Linked DNA regions of Mus musculus: region 1 is linked to region 2. A link is a loop called in an ENCODE intact Hi-C map of the cell type or tissue named here. Cell type or tissue: left cerebral cortex. All regions are shown on one strand.

Region 1 (8,000 bases), 100 kb after region 2:
AAGAAAATATCTAGTAAAAAAAAGAGGCAAAATAATGATACTAAAAAAAAAAAAGTCCTAGTTGCTGTCCACTCAAGGGTGGAGACCATGATTGGATGTATAGGAAATGTTATGGCATACTTGTAAGTGTTAAGTGTGCAGAGAAGCACAAGTTAGGTGTTTCTTTGATAGAAAATCAATCTATAGGGGAAAAGAAGACTCTTTTGTGTTTAATTTTACTAAAGCTCTGTGGTGCTCCATTTAATAAATCTGGGACCCACAAGAAATCAATCACCAGATGAGACGATGTTCACACTAAACTTTCTCTGTATCAGGCAGAGGATGTCCTGTTTGTGTAAGAGAAGAGGAGGTGGTCTCTTCCATCTTTTGGAGTAATCCTGGAGTAGATTATCATGTGTAAACTATCTGGGAGACAAGCTACACTGAATATTGTTACGTCCACTAAACATTAAAGCATCCACATGGCCAGTGAAGGGCCAAAAATTGTTCAACTTATGATAATTATTGAACACATCTATAGTATTGGGTATTACTCAGATTGTCTTGCTTAAAAAGCCATTTTATCTGCTCAATTCAAGAAAATAGGTGCTGTTATGGATATCATTTTATTGCTGAGAAAACTAAGGTTACATAAACTAAAATAACTTTCCTAGGATCACTTTGTTGATAAATGGTGTTTGTTATCATTAGGGTTTACTGCTATGGACAAATACCATGCCCAAGGCAACTCTTTTAAAGACAATATATAATTGGGGCTGGCTTACAGGTTCAGAGGTTCAGTCCATTATCATCAAGGCAGAAGCATAGCAGTATCTAGGCAGATATGGTGCAAGAGGAGCTGAAAGTTCTACATCTTTGTCTGAAAGCTACTAGAAGACTGGCTTCCAGGCAGCTAGGACTAGGGTATTAAAGCCCATGTCCCCAGTTACACACCTATTCCAACAATGCCATACCTCATAATAGTGGCACTCCTGGCCCAAGAATATACAAACCATCATAATGGTATTAGGATTTAGATTCAGGATGTTTGTCTTCAGAGCCAGCTCTCTTGTTAGATGCTCGGAAAATTCTCATGTTCAAGGCTAATATAAGAAGCAAGACTAGATCATTTACAAGAAGGAAGATTGAGAAATATTAAAAGAGAAAAACAGCTCAGGGAGCAAGAAATGATATAAATTAGAGCAAATGAATCATGACTGTGGCATGAATGATGCAACATATTGGAATACAGTTCTCTCTTTGAAGGCAAATGATGTGAAGTTTGTTTAAGGAGGTTGGTTCTAATAGCTTAAAGTTGATGTCTGGGGCTGGACGGTATCTGACGTCATATAATTTACTGTCTAGCTGAGAAGAGAAGAATTATATTTGGATAACATTAGTAAATTATACAGGAGAGCAAATACATCACGGCAACTGAATGAGTACTATGGGTTAGACAGAGATCACATGAGAGGTCTTTTTCTCTGTGGTCATCATTTTGGGTTCACAGAGTCTGGCAAACTGAGAATTGCTTCCTCCAGAGTCAGAAGTTCTGAGTGCCAGGGAATAGCTGTCTCTGTGGTCTACAGTATTATATTTATGAATAATACTTTGAGAAGGCCTGTAGAGCATCTCTGGCTTGTCAAGATGAGGCAAACACAGCGATCCTGCTCTGGGGCCTCCACAGCCTGTTTGTACTGTTACCTGATGCTGGCAGTGGGGCTCTTCTTGATGGCCTCCTGTGAGAAGACTTGATTCCCTACTGTATTTGGCTGTGACAGCGGTCCTGTGGGTGGCTCCAGTATTAAGTTTGGAACAGAGGAAGTGTTGCAACACAAGCCAAGAATTGAATTTTATTTTTACAAGCTGCTTTTTATGGAATTGAATCTCTGTGACCCTCCCTGGTTACAAGAGGCTCACATTGGTGTAAGGGGCGGCTTGCATATCCTTCAATGGCAGGTAGATATTCTAACTATCCTCATGAGAGAGCACTTCCTTTGGGGAGCATCTTTAAATCTCGTGAATGATTTATTTTGGCATCTTTCCCCGCCACTATGTTTTAGCAGCACAGTCAGCTTTATGGGACAGGTAGATTGCTTTGCTTTAGAAGGAAGAGGTCTATCTCATTACTGCACATTCCAGTGTCCTTCTTCTCCATGAGAACCCAGGCTATGGCAGTTCAAATATAAATATGAGAAGTGGGGCTGATGGAGCAAATGAGGACTATCCCAAGCTTTCCTTGTGTCCGTGAGTAAAGGATTTGTTCACCTTCTGTTTCAGAATCTCCTTGGTAACTTAACCCAAAATCAAAACACCCTTCAGAAGATCCTGGCAAAGGAAATTATGCACTCATTAGCTTATAAAACAAAGTGGAAATGAAGAGGAAAGGGCAGAAGTCCCAGCCTCACTCTAACTCCTGACTCGACTCCCGTGGCTGGCTTTTGTTACTGGTGCTTTGATTTGGAGAAGTTATGTGCACTGGTGATTGAGAAATCAAGGAGAGACCATTTCAGGAGTTCTCAGGCTACATGACTTACTGTGAGTGAATAGACATGTGATATCTGTTTCCACCAACTGTAGCATGGAGCACCTGATCCAGCTCCAGGAAGGCTAAAGGCAAGGTCAATGTATGAATGCTGGTGACAGATGAGGGGATTATAACATAGCATCGTTGCTGTGGGTGGTCTGCTTTGTCTTTCCTCTGCGCTGACTCCTAGAATTGGAAGTATTTCTCCCTGCGAGACTGTGAGGCTGTCTGCTTATATTCTCTTTAGAAGCATGACAAAGCAGTGTCTCCATCAGATACCCGCCAGAGCAACCCCTGCTCAGAGATGCTCTCTGGTTGACCGTGTCCTCCGTTCCAGTGTGCTTTTAGTTGAGTGATGGATATACTTGATTCTGACTTTGCTTGGCATTAGGTATGAACTCATGTTCAGTCTTGGGAGCTGTCAGTGCGTGCTCTAAAGATAGGAGACTAAAGCAGCGATGAAGGGAGGGCCTCAGAGTGAACACCATGTCTCAGTGTTTTAGATGACTATTCTAGCAAAACTGATTGAAATGGGGAGGTGCAAAGTGTAAGGGGAAGCCCCTCCACCTCTTCTCTGAAAGGCTTACATCTTTGAAAACTTTCATATTATATCAAAGATACTTCCAATTGATATTAAAGGTATGAAACATAGAATGACAAAGATCATTGTGTTCTGAGTCAAAACATCAAAGAGGTGTATGGGATTTTGATTATATGTGTATATGGAAGTATGGATAGATTGATCTGTACCTTCCAGCAGAGAAAACTGGAGAGTGGGTGGTCATACATGGAGCTCTCAAGATTGATCAGAGTAAAAGACCTGGTCTCTGTGTTTAAGACAGAACCAACAAAAACTTAAGGCAGAGAGCTATGGAGCATGTATGACAAGTGCCAAGGGAAAACAGATGGCACCAAAGTCGTGACAGGAAAGCTGGGATCCGTAGAGCAGTGGTGCTACAGATGAAAACAAGTCAGTGAGTCTCAGCATGACCAAATCTTCAGTATCTGTGACTTCAAAGCCAATTTTGGCTCTGGATGAAGCTCTGATCCTATTCCCAACTCCAACTTTACCTGGACAGATAAATACTAATAGGTCAATATCATTTAGTATGCCATCGGACAAGAGATTCAAGCATCTTTGCTAATAAGAAAAGGTTAAAAACCCCTAGATGCTGTGAGGAAGCAGTTTCCCTAGAGTCCTTTGGCAACATTTGAGCCTCTTTCTGTTCCATGCTCTGTTCTAAGAATGCCCTGTACTTGACACGAGGCACCCCTGAAATAGCAAATGTCTTCTTTGGAGCTTGTGTCCTTTGAGTGTGAGTTTCATGGACTCATTTTACTTTGCTGCACCTATGGATCCAGTGGGGAAAGAAGAGATGCTCATTAAGTGACCTTTTTCTTTTTTTGGCCTAGACAGAGCCCTCCGAGTCATCTCCAGTTTCAGGGCTGAAGATGGAGACTGATAACTGGAGTGGAGTTCTTATGCAATAGTCACATACTTTTTATGTTTTTGTTCTACATATAACTTGGGATTCTTAAAAAGGGAGTTTGTGGGAGGGCAGGATTCATGGATTTGGGATTCTGTACCTTGGCCAAAGGCAATTTTCTCTACGCCTTCTTGTGACATCATGATTTATGACCCATTGAATATGAAGAGGTAGAACAAGGGATTTGGACACAGAGTAGAGATGACAGCAACTAAGAGGACCACAGAAATCAGGACATTCGCTCATTCACCCTCAGTCACAAAAACAAGGCACTTGCCAGTACTCCACAAAATGGAGCTGCAAATGTACCTAGAAGAGGATCCCTTTTATCAAGCACTCATGATTTAGGGTGGCTGACAGGTTTCAAAATGAATGGTTATTATCAGCTAGAGGAGAGCCACAAGGGAGGGTTAGAAGCAGCAGCAACTGCGAAGGCCGACCTCTGTCTCCCTCATGAAATCCACCTCCATGCACCTCTTCTGTCTTTTCATTTTTCTTTTTGTAGTCATTACTCCTAATATGTAAGAAAACACAGGATATGTTGCAATAAGTAGAGATTCTGCTATTCAAAGCTTTCCTAACTTGAAAAGACACATAGAGCAGTAGTCAGTAGATAGTCCTAGCCTCAGTTTCTCTGAGGGAGAGAGAGAGAGAGAGAGAGAGAGAGAGAGAGAGAGAGAGAGAGAGAGAGAGAGAGAGAGAATGAATTTATGTTTACTTCTCTCAACTTCAAGTAGCAAGTAGCATTGGCCAGTGTTGCTTGTCATGGGAGTTTCCAAAGAGCCAGCAAAATCGCTCTTGTACCCAGCTGACTCACTTAGCTAAGATGGCTGACAAATTGTTATTGCCTGTTAGTGCAGAACCCACAGCTAGAACACTCAGTGAGGGTCCTGATTCTCCTGTACATGGCTGGTTTGGAATTCTTCCAACACAGTGCTTGAGATACAGGTCAGGTCTGAGTCCCTAAAACAAACATTCCAAGAAGATAAGGCTCTGTACTCCCTACTGTTCTCTAGGACTGAATCAGTCCTATGGCCCCATCCCAGACAACTAGAGGGGAGAAGGGACACAAATTTCAGATACTGTCATGCAGGCTTTGTTTGGGGAAGTGACTGAAGTTGTGGACTCATGCTTTGTCCATGGCCACCAAAGTGAGATTTCCTACCACCAGATTTCAATGACCCCAGAATACAGCTCTCAAGACACTTGGTTCTTGTGTTCATTGCTATAGGTGCTCATGAATTATTCCTTGAATTAATGCAGGCATGATCTTTAAGTAGCCAAAAGCCTTGGCTGAAGTGCTCTTTCTCTCACCCTCACTTTCCAAAATATAAACATTTGATAGTAACATAAAAAGTGGTCATGCTGGGTGCATTGATGACTTGTGTTCAACATGAGTAGTTTTCACAAATGGCCTATACTATCTAAATGCACTATCTAAAAATGTCTATATTACCTAAAAATGATTTTATCAGATCCCTTTGTTCCTACTATACAAACAACTTTTGTGTTTGTTTGTTTTTAGTTTGTTTTGACAATGAATGGACTTTTCAAAAGCAACAAGATAGGGATTGTATTTTACCTATAGGTGTATACCCCTTGCATTAAAGAATAAAAGCTTTATTTGAAAAAGGAAAAAGTCTACTTAATGTTTGAAATTACTGGCCCTTTTAGTCCCTATAATATGAATACTCCTCCCCTTCACTCCCCCTTTAAAAAGAGCATGCTTTAATTGTTGTCTTTTCTTATTCCCATATTTTATATCTGCATTTTTCAAATTAATAGAAGGACTGCTAGTAAGATCTTAAAAATAGGCTTGCATTACTTTTAAGCAAGACAATTTTCAATTAATTATAAATGATTTCATTTCAAAACGCAGAAGCCTACTGTGAATTCTGAACCTAATACTTATCTTCTCTAATTGCATGAACAGGAATGCGGAAATAAATCTGGTGGAATATGTAACTGGCATGCTTGTCCTGAGGTTACCGTTTTAGCCTATTTAGGCTTCCCAGGAAGTGTACAGCAGTCTCCACCCCTACTGAAAGTTTATCTTTTTTTTTTTTTTTACATCAAATGATTTACAGAAGAAAATAAACAGATTACTCAAGGGCACTCATGGGTGGACAAAAGGAAGGGAAGAATGTCATATTCCCTTAGTGTTTACAGATGTGAACATGATTAAATTGTGCTTTCAAATGTGCCATGGTGCTGCTTCTAGAGACAGGGGCATGAGCACACTTGCAACATTCTGTCATAGCCATAATTTTGTCTCCTTCTTCTTTCTCCCGTTAGTTAAACCTCTTCTGTTGTTGTGGCTCTGCCTCAAGCCCTGATCTTGAAGAATGCTGTCATTGGTGCAGCCCTTACAGAGTAGCTACCTGGCCAATGCATGGCATCTGTAGTGTCTCCTGACTCTACGATGCAGTTGCCATTAGTCTTCCTTTACGAGAGAGGAAACTAAAGACTTCATGTTGAGCTCTTTTATATTAAGTCACACAAAGAGCTTCTGAACTCCAGCCTAAGGTCCATTTTTCTCACCGAGTAACGTGTTGATTTATATAAAAATAAAAAGAAAGATACTAGGAACCTTGAGGCTAATTAAGGAAAGACATATTAGAGGCAACTCAATAGGCCTTGAGTGGATTGGGGGACAGCAGATTCTACATCTGCCTTTGGCTGATTGGGAGACTTTGGGAAAACATTTCACTTTGCAGGATCTTTGTTTTCTCATGTGTAAAATGATGATGATATAAGCCTTACAGAGAAGCACAGTAGAGTGGTCAGGATTGGGACTTGTTTGGCAATAAAAAAATGACATTCTACTATAAGCTATGAGTGACCCTTGAAAACAAAGTGAAAGAAGCCAGTCATGAGAGACCATGAATTATATATACCGAATCTCCCCAAAAGGCAAGTTTAGAGAGACAGAAAGTAGACTAGTGACTACATAGGCCTGGGAATACAGAGGCTGTAATGAATATGGACTTTCTTTTAGGTATGATGTAGTGTTCTAAAATCGATTGAGATATTGGCCACAACACTATGACTATACAAAAAAAAATCATTAAATTGTGTATTTTTTTAAAAATGAATTTTATATTTCATGAATTATACTTTCAATAATAAAGCTATTACTAAGCTGGGTATGGTGGTACATTCAGGCCTGTAAACCCAGCACTCAGTAGGGTAAGGGAGGAGAATTAGAACTCAAAACTCTGAGGCCTGCTTGGGATTTATAAGAATATATTGTCTAAAATAAACATGTGTGTGTGTGTCTGAGAGAGAGAGAGAGCGAGAGAGAGAGAGCTTGTAAAATAGAAACACCACTGAGTAAACTCTGCTCCTCAATTTCCTCACTAACTTCTGGACTTCCTCTCTGCGGTTCTTGAGAGGACTTTATGCATTGAGGTATAAGAAGAGAATGGAAGAGATCTTGACATCCACCATTTCCTTGTGAATGTCATTATCCTTTCTATTGCGTTGTCCTGAGAAAGGAATGAATAACCTCTCCTGCAGCAAAGTTGCTTAATAAATTCATCTCTGGGGCTAGTGAGAAGGCTCAGCAGTTAAGAGCACTTGATACTCTTCCAAGGGATCAGAGTTCAGCTCCCAACATCCATGTCTGGCAGCATATAACCGTGTGTAACTCCGGCTCCATGGGATCCTGTGCCCTTTTCTGGCATGTATGGATGCCTGCACACATAAAGCATATACCCACAGACACATATACAGATAAATAAAAATAAATGCTGCTAATGAGAACAGCCACTGTGGAGTTGAGACATTGCCACCTAAATGAATCATCTGAAGTTTGCGATCCTGTGCTGAGACCACTTTTTTGGAAGTCATGACTAACAGATCTAAAGAACTTGCTGCTTACCAGGTTGGGATCAAAGTCTGCTGTCCTGGCTCTATGCTCTTCACCATGTCACCTGGACTGAAGTTCCGAGGCACTCAGGGATGCTGTGCAGGCAGTGCAAGGCTGCTCTTTGTATTGGGACAGG
Region 2 (8,000 bases):
CTGTATAGCCCTGGCTGTCCTGGAGCTCACTTTGTAGACCAGGCTGGCCTCGAACTCAGAAATCCGCCTGCCTCTGCCTCCCGAGTGCTGGGATTAAAGGCGTGCGCCACCACACCCGGCTAGACCTGTCCCTTTGTAAACTGTTTGCAAAAGAGATCCTTATTGCTTCATACAGCATGATTGTTCCTGTTTGTCTTTCCCATGCAACAAGCTCTTGCCCCACTAAATGGGAAGGTGAGAGTAGCCCTTCCTCAAGGCTTAGTTATTTGGGGTAAATTGTTAAGGTAAATTGATGCTCTGCTCTGAACCTCCATCATCCGTTTTTCCTCCTGGATTTGCACTTGCTGATCAGACCTCTTATTGTTCTAGATATGATTATCGGGAAATGCTGCACAATGCCACTTTCTGTCTGGTTCCTCGTGGTCGCAGGCTTGGGTCCTTCAGATTCCTGGAGGCTTTGCAGGTAAGAGACTATGAAAATTTACCGCAGCAGGTTGAAGATTGGAGCCAAACTGGTTTCAAGCTTTTCATACTTGTCTAGAGTCAAAAAAAAAAAAAAAAAAAATAAGCCCAGCTTTTGCTAAGGAACTAAAAACACTTCCCAAGAAAATCTGAAATGGTTTTGAAGAGCCAGAATTGGGAGCAAGATTGACTCCCTGATTTTGGACATGAGAGCAGTTAGTAAGCGGTCTCACCACCGGGAAGACTGGATTCATCAGGAACATGTTTGCAGACAGAGGGCAGATGGGCAGATCCCATTGCTAACATTGGCTCTTGAGTTTGGAGATGGGGGTCTCTCCTTTTTTCCTGTCAGCCAATGTCAGGAGCACACCCAGCTTTGGGATTTTTTGGTTTGCAGCCTGTCTTCTTGAATGGCAAGAGAAATATGCCCTCTACCTACCTACCTACCTTCCTTCCTTCTTTCCTTCCTTCCTTTCTTCTTTCCTTCCTGCAATAATTTACAATTTGTCTGAATCTGTGTATTTGAGGGGTGTTTCATAGCGCCTTCATCCTGTCATTTGAACCGTAAGTCCTACCCTTTCCTCAGGCTGAAGAGCTCCTGTCTCTGGCAGAGCACTTCCGGTGCTTTGTGCGCTCTGAAAAGCGTACCTTCACTACTCACTAGCATTCTGGAAGCTTCATGGGTGCCATAGGGAGCAAATTGCTCTCTGGGTTGAATAAAGACTTCCTTGGCGACTACATTTCGTCTTCAGCCTGTTGACATCCTAGTGCAGACGGGAAACTAGTACAACTGCAGTTTGCACTACACACTGGAGGGAACAAGGTTTTGAGTTAGATGCTTATAGAAAAAGGAGAGCTAGATGTTACAACAGTTAAGTCCACAAAGCTCTACCTAGACAGATGGACCCCATCCTGTTCCCCACTGGCTCATGACATTGGGGGGAACCATGATGAGATGTATCTGAGGCACTTCCATTGACAAAATGGTGTATACTCAAGGTTTTTATGCTCAGATTTTTGTTGTTGTTGTTGTTGTGAAAGCTTTCTGCAGCAAGGCCATTCATCCCCATGGAAGTAAGGTCAGCCAAACCTATGTACTAGAATAGAAATGGGGTATTAGCATTCTAAGGCGAGACTTGAAAATCTTCAAGTCAGGTAGGGATGCTTGCAGTCCCATGTGACCTGGTAATTCTGAGTCACTTACTTGCTTTCTAGCCTGAGCAGTGTGGGGCCCGTGTGACATAAGCAATGCCAGTGATTGAATTTGTACTTACTCTTCTCCTGATTGGAATGGTATCCCTGCTGTCGGTATCCTCACACTCATGAAATCCTTCCTTTGCTCAGGCTGCCTGTGTCCCTGTAATGCTCAGCAACGGATGGGAGTTGCCATTCTCCGAAGTGATTAATTGGAACCAAGCTGCCGTCATAGGCGATGAGAGATTGCTATTACAGGTAAGGAAGGGGCTGTGGCCTTCGGCAGAAGAGCAGATTATTGCTGCCCCCATCCAAACTTTCAAAGAAGATGAATCCAAAAGGTCAGCTCCATAAAAGAAATTTTATCAGGAGAAAATTGCCTGTGTCATGGTGAATATGAAGCCGTTTAATATGATATTGTTCACTTTCCAACCCCAAAATCTGTCCAAATCCGCAGAATATATTGTGGGAAACAGCCATTGCTGATAAAGTGTATGAGCTTTGTTGAGTGGGGAGAGGTGGATCCCCACCAGCTTCAGCACCAGCGTTTTCAGACACGACACTCTCTCTGGTCCCTCGGCTCTATATTCATTCACTCTGGTTGACTCTGGGACATAAGCTCTAGGCTTGTTGCTGTGCGCAGTGTTACCACTACCGCAGTACTCAACCCTGAGGACCCGCAGGAGGGCTGTCACTTGGATAGGTATTTAAAAGAAAGGCCCCTAATAAAAGTTTCAGTCGTGCAAGGAAAGGGAACTCAGCCTGCCCAGAGAATTGAATGAGCAAGAAGGGGCCATGAAGATTTCCAAAGCCCCGCCCCCATCCCCTTACCCCCCCTACCCCACCCCCAGTTGTGTTTGAGGTTCTCTGTAAACTGCCACATACTCTTATATCACAGTTAATATTTCTTTTCATGGCATTAAATACTTTATCGTTAAACCTCCACAAGGTTGTGTAGAAAGATCCTCTCCAATGTTTGTGTTTTTAAAACAAAATTAATTGATATCCAAGACAAGGAGTTTCTAGATGAGCTTCTGCTCTTCTTCCTGTGCTCCTGGCTGGTCTGCTAATGGACTGCGGAAGGGATGCAGTCATCTCCTGAAACTCCCAGAGAATGTGCCCGTGATGGAGAGCACTGTGGACCAATCCAGCCGAGGCCACAACAGCCTCCCTGTCATTCAGTTCTCAGCTGTGTGATCTTGGGACCTCTGGGACCACAGCACAAACCTGTGGGGATGGGTACTCTGGAAATAGTGAACCTGTTCTTTGGACTTAGCCCATTCCACTCCCTTTTAAAAAATTGTTTATTTTTTATTTTATGTACATTGGTGTTTTGACTCCATATGTCTGATAAAGGTGTCAGATCTCCTGGAACAGGAGTTACAGGTAGTTTTAAGTTGCCATGTGGGTGCTAGGAATTGAACCCCTGGTAGAAAGGGTATCCAGTACTCTTAACTGCTGAGCCATCTCTCCATCCCTAGCCTATTCTGTTCTAAACAAAACATAATTCCATAGGTGTTCACTGAGAAAGGTTTGGGGATTTCGAAAGGTTAGTGTTCATAGCACTGATTCCCTGGTATAATTCAATAGGGACAGCCTCCAAGACATACTAAGAAAGAGCTCTCCATGTAGACAGAGTAGACGCCTGAGTCATACACTCAGTGTGGTATGTGGTGCTTGTCCACACTGCCTTTGTCTTTCTTTCCTTTTATGTTGCTTTAATAATACATAGTCATAAAGGAAATTTTGGATATGAAAACCATCAGTCATTGTGTTCTCAATTTTTTTTTTAACCAATGCATTCTTGAACTTGCTATGAACAAGTTGGAGTCTGTCTTAGAGTAGAGAACATTCCATGACACTTAAGTATGGTTATCCTGGGCTACTAAAGTTTGGCTTTTTCACTCTTTGAAGCCACATTTTGACTTGACTCTAAAGATTGTATTCTTCACACCCCTGTGCCCACACTTGCTAGTATTTTTCCTCCTCATCTGCAATCTGTTTTTACACAGCTGCTTCCATATTGAACAGTGACTGTACGGTTGTTAACAATGGTTTTAAAGAGCTGGCACGGAGCCCAAATGTGTGCTCTGGGAAATGTTTTTTGTTATGTTACAATTTTTCATTTCCTGTTTTCGAACAGCTCTGGTGTTTTTATTTGCATATGTTCTTGTCAGCCTGTCACCGAGGAGCGTACTGTGGCTTTCCTATATCTATTTTGGTAGATCCTATTACCACACATAACCTTTTATTAGGACTTCCAAATCATCCTGTCCAAATCGTAATTAATTCATCACTTTCGCATACCTGTCTCTGAGGAAAGGCAGATTAATAACCAATAGCCAAATGCCATTGGAACTTAGAACTCCATCCTGCCAATCAATTGAAGTCATCCTCCACACAAACTGGTAGAACTCTAGAAGTGGGAGAACAGGATGTCGCCATGGAAGACACGGGGTGGTATCATTGGCTGAGTCTATGCACCTCCCTCCTCCCTTTAGAAGCACCATGGACCTGGCTTTCTGGAGACCATATAGCCATGGTAGCTTTTGGCATTTTCTCGTGGCCATGATAAAAACAGCCATGCCAATCTGTATGACTTAGAGAATGCCATTGTCATTGAAAGGGACATGCTTATAAAAATTGGGGATGAGGGTTTTCCCCCCCTAGTTTTTCTTCGGCAATCTAGGTCATTTTCTCATTGAGCAAATAAAAATAAATTTTCTTGACTTATCATGGATCTGTGTCATGAATGGTTCAGCTCATCTAAGAATATTTTATTTCCATTGACCTTGATCCTGCCAGTGTTTCAACTTTACCTTCAGCATCTGTATTTTTTTCAGTATTATGATCTTTTCAAAGCATAGACTTAGTATCTACATTGAGATATTGGCAGAGCAAGTCAGGTTTTCCTTCTGTTCTTTTCACTGCTTTTCTTAAGGGCCAATTTGAATCTTAGCAATGTGCTATCATCTCCTTTCCCTCTGATGAGAACGCAACTATAGTGCAGTCCCATATTTTGAGTAACTTTCCTATTAATGTGGTTGGCAGAGCATTTCTTATGTAGCCCAGGCTCCCATGTCTGTGTGATTCATCATGCATTAGGGAGGCAAGCATGCAGAAAGGTGCGCACAGCAGGGCAGTTGACAATCACAGGAATCTAGTGTAGATTACATAAATAGAACAGCCCTTGAGCTGTACGTACAGTCAGGGAGCAAGCCTGGAAAACTTAGCCAGAAATCCAAGGAAGGCATCTTAGAACTAGGGCTAAGACAAATTTATAGGTAGACTGTAAACAACTGGCCCAGCTCTACTTAAAATAAATTGGTCCAACTTGGACTAGCATCTCCCTGTGTCAACAATGGTAATAGCAGTAATAATGAACCATCATAATTAAGATTTCTATATGTAGACACTGTACTAAGCACCCAACCATATCATGTTATGAATGAACAATCCAAAAGAGCACCTAATTCATCCAAGGAAGCATATCTAGTAAATAGTAGAACCAGAATCCCACATTGATGCCCTTAACGCCTTTACCTTACTATCAAGCTATGCTACTATTAAAAATAACAATATCCTGATGAGAGCTTCTATTGGCCATGCTCAATTAGGCTCATTTCTTGAATAGCTAGCATAAAAACTATTCTCTTAGCCACAAAATATATAGCAGTATGAACAGGAAGAAAGGCCTTCCTTCAAAATTATTTAACTTGGTATAGAACAGCCTATGATGAAATGTTTGAGAGATCCAGAGAAATCAGAGTAAGGGCTGGAGTTGAGAGGAGAGCTCTCAGGTGTACAAAAGGTTCAAAGGAGACTAGAAGAAGGATGTGCATGTGGACATGGCTAAATCGGTTTGGGTTGAGTGGTTAGGCTCATGAACAGTCTTTAAATAGACACATTTATAGATACTTCATGGTCCCTAGAGTGGCACTTCTTAGAAAAGGGTTTGTTGGTTGGTTGGTTGGTTGGTTGGTTGGTTTTGTTTTTGGTTTTTATTGTTGTTGTTGTTCTGTTTGTTTACTGTCTCCAAGACCTCTCATGTCCATATCAGGACCAAAGATTTTGTGGACTTGAGGAGGAAGAGGAGAAGGAAGAGGAGGAAGAGGGAACGGGACTTAGGACTGTAGGAGTCCCCTATACAACTAACCTGCTACCACAGAATCTTAGAGCTGAGCTAGGCCAGTGCACAGTCTCCATGCATTTGAATGCTGTTGAGGTTGCTTTCCTAGACCTGTTGTTTGTTCTGATGTTTCTTGGGGACATTTTTACTTAGCAGTTGGTGACTTTGGTGGTGAGCCTAGCCTTTACTGGCTTAGCCATCATTTCAGCCTGGGTGATGATTTTTTAATAGACCTGTTTTCTAGAAAATGAATGCTATGAAGAACAAAAGTGCAACCCACTGAGTTGTTTTGATCAAGCTCATCTCTCTGTTTTGCAGTTATAATTACTATGTGTTCCCCTTATGTTACAGATTCCTTCTACAATCAGGTCTATTCATCAGGATAAAATCCTAGCACTTAGACAGCAGACACAGTTCTTGTGGGAGGCTTATTTTTCTTCAGTTGAGAAGATTGTATTAACTACACTAGAGGTAAGTGAGACCATTCCACTCATGATCTTTGAATAATAGTTCTTTTATTGCAACCTCTTTTTTTACTGTTGGGTTGTGTACTTAGTCAAGTAGGACAAAACCAAATTTCCTGTCCTTGCATAGTTTAGTGACAGCTCATCCTGCAACCCCACATCTGTTTTACCAGTCTTAAGCAAATGCCCTCATTCCTGACAAATTCTCATAGTAGAAGTGACATGGAGAGAAGTTGTACCCTGGACAAAGTGATTTGTCTGGCATAATTTCAGAGGTAATGTGGGTAATGACTATCTTCCTGTCACTCAAACTCAGTGGTATCCTTTGAAGACATATTTCTGGAGTAAATTGAGAAAAAAAGATACTGATCAAGTAAGGAAACTATCCTCCACCATTCTTAAACTATGAACAGTTCAGGGGCCACCATAGGGCACAGCACTTTAAGAGACAGCAGAATTGCTTCTGAAGACACAAACAACTGAACCAGCCAACCCCATGTTGTAAGGTTGTGGTAAGAAGAAAACTTCTGTCATGGTTGTATCCTACTGGTGTTGAAAATGTTAATCTTTATAAAAGTAGAAACTCTGGCTCATGAGTGGATAAACATCTTCAAGTTGCTTTATTCTGTCTGTGTGTGTGTGTGTGTGTGTGTGTGTGTGTGTGTTGGGGGGCAGGGGAGTTGTATTGAGAAAGCACTCCACATACACTGAGCCATGTCTCATTCTTTTAAATTGCCTGGTTTAAGGCAATAGCAAAATAGAAAATCATGAAAATGATTAAAACCACAGGAAGTAGAGCAGATAGCAATGGCCTCGGGCTATGCAGAGCTTTGCAAAGAGCTAAGAAAGCTCACAGAAAACTGCACACTCATGAGTTTCCTGCCTATGAGCAGGGGAGTGATCAGATTGTCTCCTGAGGTGACCCTGGAACTTGGAGAATGGGGCAGGACAATCTACTACACACTTGGAGAGTATTTCCTTCGGAAGTTAACAATCACTCTGAAAGCTAATATAATCTTGAATAAATACAAAACAACCAAGTAATACCGTGGAAACTGAAGTCACCTGCTCCATTGACATGATCATGCTGTGTTCTTGTTGAGGGGAGGGAGGGTCAGCATGAGTGTTAGACAAAGCACAGTGGAAATTTTTCCACACCAGCCTAACTTCAGCTCCAGGTCTTAGCTCTAGGCAACCAGTCACCAGGATTTTTATGCCCGGTGTACATCCTGCGGCTAGGTAAACAGGTCTATCTAAGTTATTTTCCATTCCTTTTTGCTTTTGTTTCTGAGTGAGATAGGAGATTTTTTTTTTCTTTAAAAATAATAAATCATTTTCTAGCCTTTTACTTCTTAGAATGTTAGCAAAACTAACTGGATTTTATCTGTCTCTTGCTCAGGAAGCCCACAGATAAACAAAAGAAACTGCCACAACATTTTTGACACTTGCAGTTTTTAGAATATTTGAAATATTAGTTTTTTGTCCTAAGCATTCCCCCTCAGCTGTTCACACTCATTTTGCTCTGTTTGTGTTATACCCGTCTCAGTGTCTGTGGCTTCTCTGCTGGCTACATTTAGACAGAGCCTTGGCCTTCTAATGTATAGTTTATCTGTACACATACAGACACATACACATATTTTACTGCAATCATTTTTTTTAATATATCATACCGTCTAACTGCTTAGACTATTGGCTTTTAATCATGTTCTGTATTAAAAAGGTAGCCTTTTTTTCTTCATTTATTTTCTTTC

What was found. A loop is a pair of places that touch in the nucleus more often than their neighbours do. Peaks named below come from ENCODE experiments on the same cell type or tissue, not always from the same donor. Only the 100,000 strongest peaks of a DNase experiment are listed, where the experiment ranks them.
Region 1: it touches region 2 in a loop (2.6-fold over the local background); 3 of 42 quality-filtered maps call a loop at or near these places.

What each region holds. Positions count from the first base shown.
Region 1 is chr15:52,995,389-53,003,388 of GRCm38, reverse strand. No RefSeq gene overlaps it. Among named protein-coding and RNA genes, the nearest start is that of Gm41323, 66 kb to the right of the region's middle. In left cerebral cortex, no CTCF peak of the experiment used is centred here; DNase peaks (open chromatin) are centred at 2,355, 2,734, 3,437, 4,148 and 1 more place; H3K27ac peaks cover 3,645 bases.
Region 2 is chr15:53,099,941-53,107,940 of GRCm38, reverse strand. Ext1 (exostosin glycosyltransferase 1) reads left to right here. Exons shown (of 11, transcript NM_010162.2): 2 at 370-463; 3 at 1,807-1,914; 4 at 6,137-6,256. Among named protein-coding and RNA genes, the nearest start is that of Gm41323, 170 kb to the right of the region's middle. In left cerebral cortex, no CTCF peak of the experiment used is centred here; DNase peaks (open chromatin) are centred at 512 and 3,764; H3K27ac peaks cover 1,024 bases.